Linked DNA regions of Homo sapiens: region 1 is linked to region 2. Evidence: chromatin loops called from intact Hi-C (ENCODE). Cell type or tissue: psoas muscle. All regions are shown on one strand. Each heading gives the region's core, and the rest is flanking DNA. Links, peaks and the distances in the headings are about the cores only.

What was found. Hi-C counts contacts between places; a loop is a spot of excess contacts. Peaks named below come from ENCODE experiments on the same cell type or tissue, not always from the same donor. Only the 100,000 strongest peaks of a DNase experiment are listed, where the experiment ranks them.
Region 1: a loop joins it to region 2, with 2.5 times the contacts of the local background. A loop is called at or near these places in 6 of 110 quality-filtered maps.

Annotation. Positions count from the first base shown.
Region 1 is chr5:140,730,210-140,740,348 of GRCh38, reverse strand. LOC105378198 (a long non-coding RNA gene) reads right to left here. Exons shown (of 4, transcript XR_001742904.2): 2 at 8,189-8,252; 3 at 6,782-7,264. Among named protein-coding and RNA genes, the nearest start is that of ZMAT2, 35 kb to the right of the region's middle. In psoas muscle, for the core only: a CTCF peak has its summit at 5,798; no DNase peak of the experiment used is centred there; H3K27me3 peaks cover 612 bases.
Region 2 is chr5:140,570,052-140,580,190 of GRCh38, reverse strand. LOC112267855 reads left to right here. Exons shown (of 9, transcript XM_024446282.2): 9 at 4,615-5,446. The coding sequence ends at 4,789. LOC124900208 (small nucleolar RNA SNORA27) reads right to left here and starts at 524; the gene lies at 399-524. RefSeq lists enhancers at 9,456-9,955, 9,956-10,139. In psoas muscle, for the core only: a CTCF peak has its summit at 4,621 (motif pointing left); DNase peaks (open chromatin) are centred at 4,630 and 8,870; H3K27ac peaks cover 3,190 bases.

The DNA.
Region 1 (10,139 bases), core at 893-8,892, 160 kb before region 2:
ATCCTAATTAATAAGAAGGAACACTTCCTAAATGATTTTCTAATGCTAAAATAACCTGATAGTGAATCCTATTGTAAAAAATACACACAAAAAAGGAAAAGCCCAGTCTAATGTCATTAATGTAAATAAATGAAAAAAAACCCATACTAATTATTAGAAAATTAAATCCAGTAGTACATAAAAAAGAATAATACAGCATAAGTAGAATTTCTCCAAGATATGAGGTTGACTTAACATTATAAAAGTAATTAGTATATATGCAAAGTTAATGAACTAAAGGGAAAATCATGATTATCTATGTACATGCAGAAAAATTACTTAATAAAATTCAACAACCTTTCATGATTTTAAAATAATCTTAATTAATCTTAAGATTTTTAGCAGATATTAGTTGTATCCTTAGGCATATAAGAGAATATTTGTAACTTGGTAAGGGTGTCCAGGGGAAAAAAAAAAAGCTAAAGCAAACATCATACTTAATGGTGAAATGATTAAAGCTTTCCCTTTGAAATCCAGAACAAGACAGGGATGTCTGCTATCATCACTTTAATCATCCTGTCGTCATTGTTCCAAAGGGCCTAACCAGTGTATACAACAAGAGAAAAATATAAAGGTCTGAGGTGTTCATATGGCATTCTCCATGGTTAGAAAAAGAAGGGGAAAAGTATAAGGAGGTTATTCCGTAGGATTTTGGGGAACAGGTGGTATTTGGTTACGTGAGTAAGTTCTTTAGTGGTGATTTGTGAGATATTGGTGTACCCGTCACCAGAGCAGTATACATTGAACTCAATTTGTAGTCTTTTATCCCTCACCCACTTCCCACCCTACACCCCTGAGTCCCCAAAGTGCACTGTATCATTCTTATGCCTTTGCAGCCTCATAGCTTAGCTCCCACTTATGAGTGAGAAGATACACCTTCTTATATGAAACTTTTTTATTTAGAGTTAAAACTCTGTATGTTTAGAGTTAATACGAGTATAAAACTCTCCTTATTTAGAGTTAATATGATTATAAACATTATAATATCCAGCAAATTTACAGAAAAACTAGTAGGTAATAAGAATAGCAAATTTTCTGAACATGGAAGTAAATATTCATGAAAGGTCATTTATAAGAAAAACAAACCTGACGCTTCATTATAAAAACAAATATTAATTACATCTCATGGGTCAGAAGTAAAATTTTTAAAAATAAAATAGGTTTTAAAATTTAAAAATATTAAATTGGCAGTGAGGGAGCAACTCACAAATTATTTTATAACGACAAATGTTATCATAAAGGCCCATGCTTAAGAATCAGGCTGAAAGTTGCTTGTTCTGGGCCAGGGGTGGTGGCTCACGCCTGTAATCCCAGCACTTTTGGAGGCCTAGGTGGGTGGATCACTTGAGGTCAGGCGTTCCAGACCAGCCTGGCCAACATGGTGAAACCCATTTCTACTAAAAATATAAAAATTAGCCAGGTGTGGTGGCCCACACCTGTAAGCCCAGCTACCAGGGAGGCTGAGGCAGGAGAATTGCTTGAACCCTCCAGGCGGAGGTTTCAGTGAACCAAGATCACACCACTGCACTCCAGCCTGGGCAACAGAGTAAGACTTTGTCTCAAAAAAGAAAAAAAAAAGTTAATTATTCTGCAGAACTTGGAGGTGATCCCAATGGTACCTCTGAGAAGCCACCCTGTCATTCTAAAAAGGATGAATACGATTAAGAAACATGTTCACCAGCCTGGGCAACATGGTGAAACTTTGTCTCTACTGATACAAAAATTAGCCGGGAGTGGTGGTGTGCACCTGTAATCCCACGAAACTGAGGCATGAGAATCACTTGAACCTGGGAGACAGAGGTTGCAGTGAGCTGAGATCGCACCACTGTACTCCAGCCTGGGCAGCAGAGTGAGACTCTGTCTCAAAAAAAAAAAAAAAGAGAGAGAGAGAGAAAGAAAGAAATATATTCAGAGGAATCCTATGAAGAAATAGAAAGTAAAACATCTAGTATTTCATCATTAATAGGTAATCATAGAGAAGAATAAAAAGAAGAATAAGGAAGGATATGAGGAGAATTGTTACTAAAGGAAATCTATGTTGTATTTTACTAATTGTTCATTTTGGGGCTTTTTTATTTTTATTTTTTTGTAGAGACGAGGTCTCACTATGTCACCCAAGATGGTCTCAAACTTCTGGCCTCAAGTGATCCTCCTACCTCGGCCTCCCAAAATGCTGGGATTATAGGTGTGAGCCACTGCACCTGGCCTCCTGTTCATTTGGATTTTCACTTCTCTGTTTTATTCTTCGTGCCTTCATCTTACTTTAATATTTTCTAAAATTCTATTTTGAGTTAATACTATGTTTTTTAGTGCATCTCTTTGTATAACATGTTAGCGGTTGCTCTGTCCACAACTTATCAAAGTCTATTCATTTTTTTCCGTCTAATTTCTCTCTGTTGTTTAGGTTGGATAATTTTTATTATTCTATCTTCTAGTTCACTTGTTATTTTTTCTGCCTCCTCCATTATGCTGCTGAACCCACCCACCCCATCCACTGAGGTTTTTATTTCAGTTATTATATTTTTCAGTTCTAAAATTTCCATTTAGTTCTTCTTTTATCATCTATTTCTTTGCTTATGCATTCTATTTTTCATTTATTCCAAGAATGTTTATAATTGCTTATTGAAGCATTTTTACAATGGCTAATTTAAAATTTCTGTCAGATAATTCTAATATCTCTGTCATCACAATGTTGGCATCTGTTGATTGTCATTTTTTCATTCTGTTTGAGATCTTCTGGTATGATAAGTAACTTTTCATTAAAACCTGGATATGTTCATATTATATTCCGCTACTCTGGATCCTATTTAAACCTTCTGTTTTAGTGGGATTTCTCTGATACCATTTAGGCAGAAGGGGGAACAGAGAAAGAAGGAGATGTCACCTAATTACTGCCAGGTGCAGGCAGAAGTCCAGGTTCCCCACAGAGCCTCCATTGCCACCTGAAGAAGGGAGCTCATTGTTACTGCTGGGTAAGCATGGAAGTTCTGGCTCCCCTGACACCACAGTGAGGATGGCCACATTACCACTGGGTAGAGGTCTAAGTCCAGTCTTCTCATATAATCCCCCCTGCTGGGAAGGGAAGTATTAACAAAAGATCATGAGATTTGAGGAAGAAGAAAAAAGAGAGTTTTATTTCCTATAAATGGTTACAATCTGCAGGTTGGGAAATGAAACATCCAGCCAAAATGAAAAGCATCTGCTTCAGAGACAAAAGGGAGAAGCTGGGACTTATGCCCAACAAGATGAGCTATATGTACATATTCAGTAGCTTATAGGAGAATCTATGAATATTTGAGAAAACCCTAATGCATGCAAAGAGAATAAACATATATGTTACATATGTTCCATGTTCATTTTGGGGTGGGGATTTAATAGTAAAGTGAAGTGGCACGTGGCTGTTTATATATAACAAGGTGAAACAGAACACAAAGGCATCTTGTGCACAGCCTCTGTGGACTAGGTGCAATCAGTCTGTGGTCGGTGGTCAGTATAACAATGGAATGTTTAATAAGGCTGGTCAGTAGTCATGGTGAAACCACGATAAAAGAGGGGAGGTCAGCCATGACATCAAGAGGTCTCTTGAGGTTGAGGGAGAAATCTTCCAGACAGTTTTTTAGGAACTCGTTTCTGTTTAATTGTAGGAAGGAAAGTTTTGAGGCAGTTAACAAGGTAGGGGAGTGTTGAGGTGTGACTGACCTCTTGCCTTGCCAAAGCCATAGAATGCAGTTTTCAAAGTTTCTGGGGTCTCTTTTGCAACAAGAAGTCCATTCTGTTTCACCTAGGGGCTTAGGGACTTTAGTTTTATTTCACACTTTCCAGCTTTAGGCTGAAATCTGCCATAGGCAGCATTGATGGCTAAATTTTCTAACATGTCCCATGTCGTTCCCAGGATGGTGTGGATACCTGCCCCAGGTCTATCTAGTCTGTCAGTGGGACTCATGTGGCTAGGAGACTTACAACCAGTTGAATATTTTAGGCCAGGCAAGAAGGAGGCAGACAGCTATTAAGACCCTTTGAACCTTTGAGACTAGAAAAACAGTAACAACAGAAAAGTTGAGAAGGTAAGTTTATGTTTATGTTGTCTGTCATTTCTATGCATTGTGCTACCATAACTTTGGTTTTAGTGACAGACTTGAAGTAGTTGGTTATAGATCTTATAAGTACTTTGACTATCAAAAATAGGAACAAGATAGTGATATGATAATGACAAGGGTTTGTAAGATGGATTGGAAGTAATTTCTAATACTGCAATGAGTCAGCTAAAAACGTTATTAAGGGGATCTGTGGTTTGTACCTCCTGTAACCAGGCAGCCTGTTGGGTGATCTTACCTACATGGGTTGTTAAATCTCCTATAATGTTGATATAAGTGCAACAAGTGGTGTGGGCTATCATGCAAATTCCCCCTTGTTTAGCAATGAGAAAACCTGGTGCAATTTGATTGTCTAAAACCACTTGAGCGAGAGAATTTAAGGACTTCTACTGTGTCATAATACTTATTGCAGCATTTTCAGCAATTTGTCCTATGGTGGCCGGCATTTTTTTTTATCGTATCTCTGTTAGTGTATACTCCGTAGCTGAGAAAAATTACACCCCAAAAACTATGCTACCACATATCCTGATATCCACTTGGTAGCTCTCTTTTAGCTTACCGGAAAGCAAGATTTTCTTTATGATTGAGATGGATGGAAAAGAGGGCAACGTAATGACCTAGAAGGCAAAGTCCTTCAACTTGCCAGCTGTTTATGCATCTGTGTGCCTCTTCTTGAACTGGGGGATCTGACTCAATTCTATATAGGAAAGTGTGTCCTCAAGGGGCACAAGTTATACCTCCAAGGGTATGCCAATTTATACGTTCATTTATGAACAAGATATCTATTATGTGAGTGAACCACGAACTGGTTTTGTTGCAAGCCTTCTAGAAGCCTGCAGAGGCATGATATCTAACAAAGAGGAGCTGTTGTCAGTGTTTGATATTTTTTCTTTGGGCATTCAGTGGTTATGTACAGTAGCAAGGGTGGGAGTCCCAGAATCTAAGGAGAAAGCTACATAGACATAAAAATCTTAATCTTTTTAAAACTCAGTTTTCTGGTTTGGTGCAGTGGCTCATACCTGTAATTCCAGCACTTTGGGAGGCTGAGGTGGGAGAATTGCTTGAGCCCAAGAGTTTGAGACCAGCCTGGGCAATATACTGAGACCTAATCTCTACAAAAACCTTTTCAAAAGAATAGTAAAATTACCTTTTACTCAAAAGGGTAAGGGTTAAGGTGTGGGTTTGGTAACAGAAGTGGTCAATAAAACTAAAATTGTGAGGAGTGAAACAGAGGAGTCCATTTTAGTTATAAAAAAATTAAACCAAGAGAGAAATCATAAATTCCATACAAATTGCTGAGGGTCACTATCTAGAGTCTGGGGGTATTCTTTAAGGTAATGGAGTATTTGATTAACAAGGAGCATGGTAACTATGTTTTCTAAAGTGAGGATTATAGGCTCTGGGAAAGGGATTTTGGACTTGGAGGTGGATGAGAAATTTTAGAAGTATCTAAAAATGGAATACAAGGGTAAGCATTGTAGCACAACATAGGATCTCCAGAATACATAATATTCCCAACGTCAGGGTAATCAGTCAATAACGCAGGTACTTGAGGCAATGGCAATGGTAATTTGTCTTAAGTCAAAAGTGGGCGAGTTAAAATACAGCCCTGGTCCAGCATCTTGGACAGGCAGTCCACCTCAGCTGTCATCTTCTTCTCAGCCATGAGGTGGAACCCTAGTCTAAGTCTGGTGTCAGATACTGGTGTTGAGGTCCAGTCTTCCGCGGAGGGAAGAACTTCGTTATTCCAAGTGAGAAATTGGTATTCAAATATGTTAAAGTCTTTTCGATAGAAAGCAATTTGGATTATAGCTTATTGCAAATGTTTTTAGAGAAGAATTAAAAACAGTAACTGTAGATGACAAAAACTTAGAATGGCTATGGTTAAAATCTAATGAAAGTTCTCAATTGACAAGAACATTTAGTTATTTACATTATATGTAGTATTTTAAGATAACAACCAAAATTATGACTGATAACACATTAGATCTTTCTGAATTTATATAAATTTTGAACCATTTATATCAACAACATATCATAGTGTAATTAAAAGAAGATCTAGTATTGCTTATTATTTGACAATGTTTTTATATAATTTACCAAATAAGCCTAATCATTTAAAATATCTCTATAAAATGAGAGATATATCTGTTGAAGCTTTTTAGGGGCCCAATTAGAAAATCTTAAAGTTAATTCTAAGTAAAAAGACTTAATTTAGGATTGATTTTGAGGATGTTTGTCAAAGATGTTAAAAGGCCCAAAATATTTGATCAAAACAGGATCACGGGTCATTGTAAAATAATATTCATTTAACCGAAGTGACAATCAAAAGACTTTAAAAGTAATACAGAAAGCTACATAAACATAAAAATATTAATCTTCTTAAAACTCAGTTTTCTGACTTGGTGCAGTGGCTCACGCCTGTAATTCCAGCACTCTGGGAGGCCGAGATGGAGAATTGCTTAAGCCCAAGAGTTTGAGACCAGCCTGGGCAATATACTGAGACCTCATCTCTACAAAAACCTTTAAAAAAAAATTAGCCTAGGATGGTGGCACATGACTGTAGTCCCAGGCGTTTAACTGTAGGAAAGAAAGTCTTGAAGCAGTTAATGAGGTAGGGGAGTTTTGAGGTGTGACCGAACTCTTACCTTGCCAAAGCCATAGAATCCAGCTTTTAAAGTTTTCTGGGGTCTCTTTTGCAACAAGGAGTCCATTTCATCTTGCCTGGGGACCTACGGGCTTTATTTTTATTTCACAGAGGGAAAAAGGGAACCTCATAACTGGTCAGCATGGATAAAAATTTTGTCCCCTATTTGGCCTTCTTTAACACCACGTTGGTGGGGTCTTGGGGTAACTTCTTATAGCCGCTCAGTGGTGGAAGTTTAGGCTCCTACTCAGCCTTTGCTGAAGTGGGTGGGGCCATAGTTGTTGGAGTGTGTGTGTGTGTGTGTGTGTGTGTGTGTTTGGTGTTTGGCTGGGGTAGAACAGTTATTGTCTAAGAATTTTATGTCTTTCTAAGCTGTCCTCTTCCTGATCCTGGTCCTATGAATAGAGAAAGCAGACTTTTGCTGGGGCTTTTAAAATCTGCGTCCATTGGCATTTCCAGATTGCCAGCTTCTTCAGTTCCAAGTCTGGAATACAAAAGGAAAAAAAAACTTACGACTGTGTTGTACCTTGAGTCTTGAGATCCCTAGCTGGTCTGCCTTTTGTCTGCCTTTCATTGTATTACATTTGTTTTATGTACAATGCTTTGGGGTTTTAGCAGGATGAATGGGGAATATTACATTTACTCCACCTTCCTGGAAGCAGAAGTATGTGTAATATTTTGAATAAATACCATAAACTATTCCATGCATTCATGAAATATGCAATTTCTCATTCACCAATGTAAATGGCTTGATTCACCATTATAGAACCATGCATAAGTACAACAAGGAAGTTTTATTTAGGGAAACTCAAGCAAAAATAAAAAGGCAATTTGTCAAATGTAAAAAGGTATTTGCCTGCAAATATAAGAAGTATAGACCAAGCGCAGTGGCTCACGCCTGTAATCCCTGCATTTTGGGAGGCCAAGGTGGATGGATCACCTGAGGTCAGAGTTCGAGACCAGCCTGGCTAACATGATGAAATCCCGTCTCTACTAAAAATACAAAAAATTAGCTGAGCGTGGTGGCACGCACCTGTAATCCCAGCTACTCACTCAGGAGGCTGAGGCAGGAGAATCACTTGAACCCAGGAGGCAGAGGTTGCAGTGAGCCGAGATCCTGCCACTGCACTCCAGCCTGGGCAACAACAGCAAAACTCCGTCTCAAAAAAAAAAAAAAAAAAAAAGAAGTATAATAAACACTTTCTATGTTCCAAACCTCTTGCTAAGCACTGTTGTAGCTCTCATAACCTATACTATATTGAGGAGCCCAAATTGCTTTCGAAAGTATTTCTACTTTCAAAAGTATTAAGTCTTTTGACTTACTTTCCATACAGCAATGCAAATAAGCAACTGCTACGCACAACAAAATAGATGAATCTAGAAACATAATGAGGGTCTTTGGCCATACCATCTTGAACGTGCCCGGTCTCCTCTGATCTTGGAAGCTAAGTAGGGTCAGGCCTGGTTAGTACCTGGATGGGAACATAAGGAGGAATGAGAAAATCAGTCACGTATTATTCCATTAATACAAAGTTGAAAAAACAAAACAATCGTAATATTAGAAATCACCTCAAGGCTTTCTTCTGAGGACAAGTGTGAGAGAAGTGACTACAGGAGGCTCTAGAAGGGCTTTATGGAACAGTCCTATTTATAGACATGTGGTGATTTCATGGTTTTCTTTACTTTGTATTAATTCATAGAGCTGTAAATTTATGATTTGGGTACTTTTTTGAAAATATACTATTTTATCTAAAGATGTATTTTTAAAAAAAGACGCACACTATTCAGCATTCAAGGTTAAATAAGAAAATACATTACGTGGGCCGGGTACAGTGGCTCACGCCTTTAATCCCAGCACTTTGGGAGGCCGAGGTGGGCAGATCACGAGGTCAGGAGATCAAGACCATCCTGGCTAACACGGTGAAACCCCGTCTCTACTAAAAATACAAAAATTAGCCGGGCGTGGCGGTGTGCACCTGTAGTCCCAGCTGCTGGGGAGGCTGAGGCAGGAGAATGGCTTGAACCCGGGAGGCAGAGCTTGAAGTGAGCCGAGATCGCGCCACTGCACTCCAGCCTGGGCGACAGAGCAAGACTCCGTCCCAAAAAAAAAAAAAAAGAAAAAGAAAAAGAAAATACATTATGTGAATTTATTCTATATACTTAAAATGAAGATTTTGTCTTTTTTCATGAAAATACAATGAGGTACCAAATTACAGCCATAAAATTGACAAAAATTTTTAAAGTTGTACAATGCCAAATATTGGGGACATGATACACTGCTGGTAGATGTGTAAGCTGGTAGAAATACTTTGGAAAACCACTGGGCAAAACTATAGAACTGAAGACATGAATCCACTAAATACTTAGCAGTTTGACTCCTAGGTATGTACCCTGGAGAAATATATGCTGAAGTGCCGCAGGACATATGTATAAGATGGGAATATCTGTTTTTTCTGGGTTTCAGTTATTATGAACAATGAACCAAAACTAGAAATGCTACAAATATCCATCAATATTAAAATGAATAAGTAAATCATCTTATATTCATTAAATGGAATAGTAACCCACAACATAAACAAAATGGATAAATCTTACAAATGTATTATTGAACAAAAGAAGCAAAACAAAACAAACACTTCAATATAACTATATTTATGAAAGTAATCAAAATAGGAAAACTAAATTATAGCACCCAGGCATTCATACATAAGTGGTAAAGATATAAAGAAGAGTGAGAAAATTATTATTATAAAAATCAGGTAAATGGAGGGGGCGGGCACAGTGGCTCACGCCTGTAATTCCAGCACTTTGGGAAGCCGAGGTGGGCGGATCACTTGAGGTCAGGAGTTCGAGACAAGCCTGGCCAAAATATTGAAACGCTGTCTCTACTAAAAACACAAAAATTAGCTGGGCATGGTGGCACATGCCTGTAATCCTAGCTACTCAGGAGGCTGAGAGAGGAGAATCACTTGAGCCCAGGAGGCAGAGCTTGCAGTGAGCTGAGATACCCCCACTGCACTCTTGCCTGGGTGAAAGAGCAAGACTCTGTCTCAAAAATAATAATAATAGTAATAGAAATATTAATAAATAAATAAAAATCAGGTAAACAGGGCTGGGCACAATGGTGCATGCCTACAGTCTCAGCACTGGAGAGGTTGAAGCAAAAGGATCACTTGAGCCCAGGAATTCAAGGCTGTTGCCACTATGATTATACCTGTGAATGGCTACTATACTGCAGCCTGGGCAACATAGCAAGACCATCTTCTCTAAATACAATAAAAATAAATAAGATAAACAATCAGGTGAATGGTTAATTCCAAAAGAAAGTGAAGGGATTGTAAAAATCAAAAGAGAGAGAG
Region 2 (10,139 bases), core at 1,472-9,471:
GGTTGAGGCTGCAGTGAGCCATGATCACATCACTGTACCTCCAGCCTAGGCAACACAGTGAGACCCTGTCTCTTAAAAAAATAAAGAAAATAAAATGAGTCTCTTGTAGACAACACATAGATAAATTAAGGGTTTTTTTTTTAATCTATTCTTCCAACCAAAAAAAAAAAACTATTCTTCCAAACTCTATTATTTAATCGGGGAGTTTATTCCATTTACCTTTAAAGTAATCACTGATAACAAACACTAACTCCTGCCATCTTGCTATTTGGCTATATATTTTTGTTTCTTAATTCCTCTAATATTGCCTTTTGTATTTAATTGATTTTTTGCAATGTGCTGTGTTGATTTTTTTCGCATTACCTTTTTGATATTTTTTTCCTTTTTATTCTTTTTCAATTTCTTTCCTCTGACAGGATACAAGACAAACACTCAGTTTGCCTGAGTTTTAAAAGGATATTTCCTTTGCCCCAATTAATGAGCAATAAAGACACAAATCCATTTGGCAAAGTGAACAGGGGTTTTTCCATATTTTTAACGGTTATTTTTCTATTGGCCAGGCATGGTGGCACAGGCCTGTGGTCCTAGCTACTCAGGAGGCTGAAGTGGGAGGATCACTGGAGTCTGGAAAGTTGAGGCTGCAGTGAGCCATGATCGTGCCACTGCACTCTAGCCTGGGTGACAGAGTGATACCCTGTCTAAAAAAGCAAGACAAAACAAAAAAACCCCACTTATTTTCCTTGTGGCCATCTTGGAGATTACAATTAATATCTTAAATGTATTTTAATTAATTAATTTATTTATTTATTTATTTATTTATTTTGAGACAGAGTTTCGCTCTATCTCCAGGCTGCAGCGCAGTGGTGTGATCTCAGCTCACTGCAACCTCCGCCTCCTGGGTTCAAGCTATTCTCCTGCCTCAGCCTCCAGAGTAGCTGGGACTACAAGCGCAGCTAATTTTTGTATTTTTTAGTAGAGATGGGGTTTCACCATGTTGGCCAGGATAGTCTTGATCTCTTGACCTCGTGATCTGCCTGCCTCAGCCTCCCAAAGTGCTGGGATTACAGTCGTGAGCCACCTCGCCCGGCTAATATCTTAAATTTAAAACAGTCTCACCAGGCACAAGGGTATGCACCTGTAATCCCAGCTAATCAGGAGGCTGAGGCAGAAGGATCTTTTGAACCCAGGAGTTTGAAACCAGCCTGGGCAACATAGTGAGACCTCATCTAAAAACAAACAAACAAACAAACAAACAAAAAAAGACAAAACAAAAACCACATAGCAATCCAGCTTGAATTAATTCCAATTTAGCTTCAATATCTATAAAGATTTTACCCCATACATCTGCATATTTTCCCATTATGTTGCTAATGTCACAAATTATATCTGTATATATTGTGTGCCCATTATCATAGGTTTACAATTATTGTTTTATGCATTTGTTTTTTAAATCATATAGGCAAAAAAGAGGAGTTACAAACCAAAAATGCAATATTATGGGCTTTTATATTTACACATGTAGGAACCTTATTATTGTTCCTTATTTCTTTATATGGCTTCAAGTTACTGTCTAGTGTCCTTTCATTTCAGGCTGATGGACTCCCTTTAGCATTTTTGGTAAGGCAAGTCTACTAACAATGAATTACTTCAGCTTTGATTGATCTGGGAGTGTCATAATTTTGCCTTCATTTTTGAAGGATAGTTTTGCCAGATATATAATTCTTGATTGGCAGGATTTTTTAAAGCACTTTAAATACCATTGTCTCTTTGTATCTTTTTGGGGATTGGTTCCAGGACCCCCCTGCAGATATCGACATTCACAGATATTCAAGTGTCTTATATAAAATGATGTGGGCCAGGCACAGTGGCTCATGCCTATAATTCCAGCCTTTGGGAGGCCAAAGCAGAAGGATTGCTTGAGCCCAGGAGTTTGAGACCAGGCTGGGCAACATAGTGAGATCTTATCACTACAAAAAAATAAAAATTAAAAAAGACTGCAAAAAATAATAATAATAGCTACTTGAGGGGCTGAAGCGATAGCTTCAGTCCAGGAGGTCAAGGCTTCAGTGAGCCATGATCACACCACTGCACTCCAGCCTGGGTAACAGAGCAAGACCTTGTCTAAAAAAAATACTAATACAAATAGCTGGGCGTGGTGGCTAACACCTGTAATCCCAGCACTTTGGGAGGCCAATGAGGGTGGATCACTTGGAGTCAGGAATTTGAGACCAGCCTGGCCAACATGGTGAAACCCCGTCTCTACTAAAAGTACGAAAATTAGCCTGGCACAGTGGCTCACGCCTGTAATCCCAGCACTTTGGGAGGCCAAAGCGGGTGGATCACCTGAGGTCAGGAGTTCGAGACCAGCTTGGCCAACATGGTGAAACCCCGTTATCTACTAAAAATATAAAAATAAGCTGGGTGTGGTGGCGGGCACCTGTAATCCCAGCTACTGGGGAGGCCAAGGCAGGAAAATTGCTTGAACCCTGGAGGTGGAGGTTGCAGTGAGCTGAGATCATGCCACTGCACTCCAGCCTGGGTGATGGAGCGAGACTCTATCTATAAAGGAAAACAACAACAACAACACACACACACAAAACTAATAAAAATAAAAAATAAAATGTTATAGTATTTGCACATATAACCTATGTACATCCTCCCACATACTTTAAATCATCTCTAGATTACTTATAATTCCTAATACAATGTAAATGTTATGTAAATTGTTATACTGTATTGTTTAGGGAATCATGACAATAAAAAGTCTGTACATGCTCAGTACAGACAAAACCATTTTTCTCCCAAATATTTCTGATTCATGCTTGCTTGAATCCACAGATGCAGAGCCTATGGATATAAAGGGCCAACTTTAAGTTATCCCATGGTTTCTGGGGATAAGTCTGTTTTTAGTCTTATTGAAGATCCATTGCACATAATAAGCTGCTTCTCTCTTGCTGTTTTCAAGATTCTCTCTTTATCTTTGTGGGTTTTTTTTTTTTTTGAAGACTGTATTCTTTGTATTCACTGAAGGCTTCATTTTGTTATTTTAGTAGTCAGCCAGTGACCTAACATAGAATTCCTTAAATGCCTGCGACTAAAAAAAAAGTTTTGTTTTGTTTTTTAAAAAGGAAGAAGAAAGAAACAAATAAAAAAAGAAACAAAAAGAATAAAGAAGAATACGAAAAAGAAAACAAAGGAAGGAAGGAAGGAAAAAAGAAAAAGAAAGAATTTTCTAGGTCTTTGCAGATTGGCTCTGTGTGGAGTCACTCCTAAGCTTAGCCAGGCAATTTACAGCTCTGTTTTAGCCTTCACTTCCTGCTTGTGCTGAGCCCAAAGACCAGACAGAGATGAAAGCTTATTGTCTTATTGGGCCTTTTCTGCACATGAGTCCTACCCTGGGTGTGCTTTCTGCTCTCTCTAGTACACATGGGAACTTTTTGAAGCCCTTATTCTCCCAAAAATATCACTTCCAAACTTTTCCCAGTCTTTCAGGGTATCAGTTGTTTGCCTCAACTGTTATTTTTGCTTCAGGCAGCAGTTCCTTGTTCTTTTGTTCTTTAGCAGTTTTCAGGGAACATCCTCTGTGTAGCTGCTCTGCCTTGAGAGAGTTCTGAGATTCGTGAAGCAAAGAGAATTCCCTTTCATCAGTTCTTCAAGGGAAATTCCAGACAGTCAAAAAAGATAAACACAATTCATTGGGATCAAGATCTTCTCTGCTCCCTCCCTAACCAGGAACCCCCACCAGAAATTTGGGCTGCTGTCTTCAAGATTAGCCCTGTGCTGGGGAGGGGTTGGAGCTAGGGTAAGTTAAAACACCACAGAGATCTCTTACCATATTTAAGTTGCCTTTCTCCTGGTTAAGCATTGGTTGCTGTAAACCTCTATCTTTCAGAGTTAAAATAAGGTTGTTTCTGGCTGTTTTTGCTAGGTGTTTCTGGGGATGAACGGACTCTTGGAGTTCCCTACTCTGCCATTTTCACTGATGTCATCTTCTTTTGCCCATTTTAAAATTGGGTTGTCTTTTTATTATTGAGTTGTAAGAGCTCTTTATATATTCTGGGTACAAGTCACTTGTCAGGTACACAATTTAAATTTTTTACCATGAGAATCTATTACTTCTTTTAAAAAAAAATTTTTTTTTTTTGAGACACACTCTCACTTTGTTGCCCAGGCTGGAAGGCAGTGGTGTGATCTTGGCTCACTGAAACCTCCACTCTCTGGGTTCAAGCAATTCTCCTGCCTCAGCCTCCCTAGTAGCTGGGATTACAGGCGTGTGCTACTACACCTGACTAATTTTTGTATTTTTAATAGAGATGGGGTTTCACCATATCAGCCAGGCTGGTCTCGAACTCCTGACCTCAAGTGATTCGCCAGCCTCGTCCTCCCAAAGTGCTGGGATTACAGGTGTGAGCCACCATGCCCATGGAGAATGTATTACTTTTGTAATTTAAAAAATAATAGTAATAAAATAAAGATCTGTACAATGTTTCAAATCTGTCTGGTGATACACAAAAGTTTCTGGAAATAGTTGCCCTTTCCATCAGAGTGTAACTCTGTCCAGTTTCTTTCCCCATCCACCAGTGGACGTCGCCTTTCTTCCTCTCCCTCTTGCAGAGACTGCCCCCTGCTGCGGGTGTTGGCTGGTGAAGTTGTTGGTGAGGAGGCGGAGGGCTCTTTGCCCTGGATTGTCTCATGGCTCTTGGAAGGAAACAACTACAGTGGCCTACTTCTTCGCCTGGACCCCCAAGGTGGCCAGGGGGAGAGTGTGGAGTTCTTTGGGAAGCTCTGAGATCTGTCCTTAGGCCTGCCTCACCCATCACGCAACCGGCCTCAGCCCCAACCTCAGCCCAGAGAGAGCGTCTGACCCTCCAAGAGGGCCCCAGAGTGCCTAGGCTGACAGAGACTGGAGAGGCAAAGTAAGGTCAATAGTGAAAGTAACCCCTCACCCTTCAGAGACCTTAAACCACTTACCAAGCATTTTTGCACAAATGCCTTTGATTCTTACCACAACCCCATGAGGCAGATATAATTTACAAATAAGGAAAGAGAGGCAGGCCTAATTTATAGATGAGAATAGAGAGGATAAGAGAAGAGAAGGGAGTCTCCTATTTTCATACACCCATTAAAAATCAAGCCTCAGCTGGGTGTGGTGGCTCATGCCTGCAATCCCAGCATTTTGGGAGGCTGAGGTGGGCAGATCACCTGAGGTCAGGAGTTCAGGACTAGCCTGGCCAACATGGTGAAACTCCATCTCTACTAAAAATACAAAAATTAGCTGGGCATGGTGGCAGGTGCCTGTAGTCCCAGCTACTTGGGAGGCTGAGGCATGAGAACTGCTTGAACCTGGGAGGCAGAGGTTGCAGTGAGCCAAGATCGTGCTACTGCCCTCTAGCCTGGGCGACAGAGTGAGACTCCATCTCAAAAAAATAAAAAATAAAAAAACAAAGCCTCTGTGTCCTTAATGTAGATGCTGGTGGAAAAAAAGAAAAAAAAATCAAGCCTCTGAAATGTTATGATGTCAGGGATTTGGGGGAGGTCGAGGTGGGGGTATTGATCAAACAGAAATGGCATGAGTTGATAACTGTCAAAGCTAGGTGACAGGTAGACAGGATTTCCTATACTTTGTATATGTTTGAAATTTTCCATAATAAAAGAGTAAAAAAATGTCTGGCCCTCATCTCCAAAATCAACAAACCCACATTCATTTGGCTAGCAAGTTCCCAGACCTCCGCTGTGGGAGGTCCCTTGGAATGAGGAAGATAGGTTACAGCAGTTCACACCCACAAGGATAAAGCAGTGAGGGCCAGACGTGTTTATCTTCAGGCCAGTTTGGTATCATGTTGAAGGGCATGGGCTTGAGTTTAGGCTCTGCCACTTGCCAAGAAGTTGCTTGACCTCTTTGAGCTTCTATTGCCTCATCTGGAAAATGTCGGGGGAGGCAGGATAGATTAGAGCTTCTGCCTGATTGGAGTGTTGTGTGGATAAAAAGAGGCAATCCATGAACAGCCTTAGTGAAGTGCCATCAAGCATATGTAAAAGTCTAGTGGGAGTTAGATATTTTTATGAATAGTACTACTAATAAAAAGTAAAAGTATCACAAGCAGCGTGCTTTGGAGTCCACAGGAAGGAGTAATTCACTTGGAGTGTCCCTTTACTAGGTAGCTCCCTCAGTTTGCTCCAGGCTGCTCTGTTGGGGGCCTCAGGAAGGAGGATGCAGGTGAAACAGGTGAGGCCCACCCTGTGGGATGCAGTAGAAGAGGCTCGGGCCCGCCGGGCTGGCCTGAGGCCCCTGCGTTTAGGCCTCCTTGAGGACACCCTGACGGACAGTGGGCTAAGCCAGCTGGGAAGGGCACTGCGGGAGCTAGAGGTGAGCAAGGTGAAGCCTGAGGGCACCTGGGCTAGCCATGGCCAGTACCCACCTTGAACCCTTTCTCCATAGGTGGTAAAAGCGTGGAGCCAGCACCCAAGAAGCCAGATGCTCCAAGGAGCAGTCTGCCTTCTTGTCCTCTTTCCAAAGCACTTTGAGGAAGACCTCCATTCATTCATTGACTTATTGATTCCCAAACACTTATTGACCACCCACTGTATGCTGGGCCCAGTGCCACATAGGCCCTGGGAATTCCCTGCCCTCATGGAGTTTATAATCTCCTGGGAGGAAACAATTGCACCACCATAATCGGTGCTCTGAAAGGCTTATAAACACAGAATTCTGTGGGGCATCTAAGTTAGCCTTGGCAAGAGAGGGATGGAAGACTTCATGGAGGAAGTGATTCCTGAAGGAGGTCAACAAAGATGAGTGAAGAACCTGAAGGCAGAGAGAATGACAGGCAAAGACTCAGAGGCAAGAAAGTGCTTGGTCCCCTTGAGGGAGTGCAAGTAGCTCAATTTATTGAAGAACAGAACTTGAGGAAGAGTCAGGAGAGAAGTATTGGAGAGGACAGCAGGGGCCAGGTCACACAGGGCTTTGCAAAACAGAGGTGTTTGGACTTTGTCTTAAAGGTCACAGGTGAGCCACAGAAGTATTTTAAGCAGGAAAGAGCACTGTGCCCTTTTCAGGTGAGCAAACTGAGGCTTAAAGAAAAGATGTGAGGCTGAGCGCGGTGGCTCATGCCTGTAATCCCAGCACTTTGGGAGGCCGAGGTGGGCGGATCACCTGAGGTCAGGAGTTTGAGACCAGCCTGGCCAACATGGAGAAACCCCATCTCTACTAAAAATACAAAAATTAGCCTGGTGTGGTGGCGCACGCTTGTAGTCCCAGCTACTCGGGTGGCTGAGGCAGAAGGATCACTTGAACCTGGGAGGCAGAGGTTGCAGTGAGCCGAGATCACGCCATTGGACTCCAGCCTGGGCAACAAGAGTGAAACTCCATCTCAAAAAAGAAAAGATGTGAGAGGGCTGGGCGCAGTGGCTCACGCCTGTAATCCCAACACTTGGGGAGGCTGAGATGGGCAGATCACCTGAGGCCAGGAGTTCGAGACCAGCCTGGCCAACATGGTGAAACCCCGTCCCTACTAAAAAATACAAAAATTAGCCAGGCATGGTGGCGCATGTCTGTAGTCCCAGCTACTCAGGAGGCTGAGGTGGGAGAGTCACTTGAACCCAGGAGGCGCAGGTTGAAGTGAGCTGAGATTGCACCACTGCACTCCAGCCTGGGTGACACAGCGAGACTCTGTCATAAAAAAGAAAAAGAAAAATAAAAGATGTGAGACCTGTGAGCCTGGGGTCACAGGCATAATCAGGAGCAGCAGAAGTATAATCACACTCAAGTCCTTAGACTCCTAATCTAGTGCTCTTTCATCTCCTTAGGCTGCATGGCCTTTCTGGTCTTCCATGATTTATCACAGGGTGGTTGAAACCCTGTCCCTGTCCAGCCTCTCCTGGCCTTTCTCTTCTTTTTTCATAGTTGCTTAGAACTTGTTTTTACAGCCTTGGGGCTTGGGAATCAGGCATGGTAGCTCCTATTTATTGAGCAAGTGCCTTACTGCCCAGTGCTTTCGGTGCAGTACTTCATTTCATTCTCTCCACAACTTTTATCAGCTCGATTTGATAGAGAAGCACATGGAGACTAGGCCAGTCACCTGCTCGAGGTCATTCAGCTAAGAAGAGGAGGGGCTGGGACCCTGATCTGTCTGATTTCCAAGCCCTGATCTTAACCTACACTGTACTGGGAGGAAAGGTGTGGAACGATCACTTCTAATATCTTCTCAGCAGGTGATAGAGTCACCAGTAAACCAGAGCCCATGCCTCGAGGGAGAGCCCCAAGGTGGGTCTGGGACTTGGGGATGAGCTGGGAGTGGGACGTCTTCCCTGCCTTTGGTGTGATTAATTACATTTTCCTCTAGTGGCAGGAAGAATGGCAACTCTAAGGCGTGGCTCCACCAAAAGAATCCTCTCAGGCACCCTAAGGAATAGGTAATACCTCATGTACCCCAGGAACGACTAGAAGCTGTAGGGGGAGTGAAGAGCTGCAGAGCCCAGCTAATGTGCCCCTGCTTACCCTGCCCCAATATCAGGGAGAAATATGAAGTTTTTGACAAATAAAGGACCTGAAGGTGACTAGACCCCTAAGGCAAGGCCATGGGGAGGGACTGTTTTCCTACTTATTGGATTAAGGGTATAGGATCCTTAGAGGCACTATGGCACCTCCTGGCAGAGCCACTACCTTCCTCTCCCCACCATGGCCTCCTGAGTCTCTGCCCAGGCTACAAGCTCTTCCAGGCTAGTTAGGTCCTGGATGTTGTTCTGGGAGCAGCCCTGGTGATGAGGTTCTATTGGAAAAGTTGGGCTCTGGTCCTAAATCCGTGCACACACATGAACTTCTGACCAAGCCCAGCAGATACCAGATGTGGCCCGGCCGCTCTTCTTGGCCCAGGCCCAGAGGCAGAGACTGAGGGAGCAGCACCAAATTTGGATTCGAGAGAAGCTGAAGCATTTGGAACAGAAGGAGGAGGTGGCAGATGACCAGGTCAAAGGCCTGGTGGCTGAAGAGGAGGTAAGGAGGGTCAAATAGGGGACTTGAGGCTCTAATTGGTCCAGGCACTGTGCTAGGGGCTAGGATCCATCATCAATCACAACCGACCAGTTCATACCCTCTCTCATGGCCCTCACAGCCTTGTCAGGGATAGATGAGGCAATTCTCAGTGCTAAGTGATGGGATGGGGGATCTAGGGTTGTGTGGGACCAAAAAGGCATATCTGACCCAGGCTGGAGTGGATCAGAGGAGATGGAATCTAAGTTGAGCCTCAAAGGACAGGCAGAGATCAGCCAGGGGAATTCACTGGACACTGAGCTTAACAAGGGCAGTTACTGCTCATCAGTAACTGATGGGGGGTGGGTGGAGTGGGGACATGTTCTTAGAGAAGACAAAACAGTATAAGCAAAAGTTCAGAGGGAAGCAATGGCAAAGTGGGTCTGGGAACTGCAAATTCTCCAGTCTGGCTGGAGCTGAACAGGTGCGTAGTCAGAAGCAAGGCTAAAGAGACAAGTGTGTGCCACAGCTCTGGCTTTGGACTTTACCCCAAGGAGAGCTGCAAACCATTGAAAGGCATGTGCCATGTCAGCTCTGACCTTTACTAGCCATGAGAATTTGGGCAAGTTAGGTCACTTCTTTGATCCACTGTTGCCAAATCTGTAAGATGGCAATGCCACATATGGTTGTTATTGGATAAAATAATACACCTGAAGTATTTAGCACAGAGCCTGGCACACAGGTGGCACTCCAAAGAGTATGTGTTATCACTGAAGGCCTGCGAGGAGAGGCAGAGATGGCAGCAGGAACAGATGGTGCTGAGATTCCAGCTGGAGGCCCTTCAGGAAGAGCGGAACACAGCAGAGCAGGACCTGGCAGCCCTCTATGACCTGCATGTGCAGGCCACCCGAGCTCAGACACACCATGTGCTGCCCATCAGTGGGGATGGAGGGTAGGCCTTGAGCTGGCTCCAAGGCTGGCTGAGTGACAGGCATCTCTGAATCTGGGCACAGGTATTCTGAGCCTGGCAGGGCCAGTGGGAGGAGGGGGCCATGACCACAGAGCATCATCACTGCAGCCTGCTGGCGGGCACCCTGGAAGAAACCATCAACCTGGCCACACAGAATCAGGAGCTCCAAGCTGAGAACCAGCAGCTTCAGCAGGGTGCAGA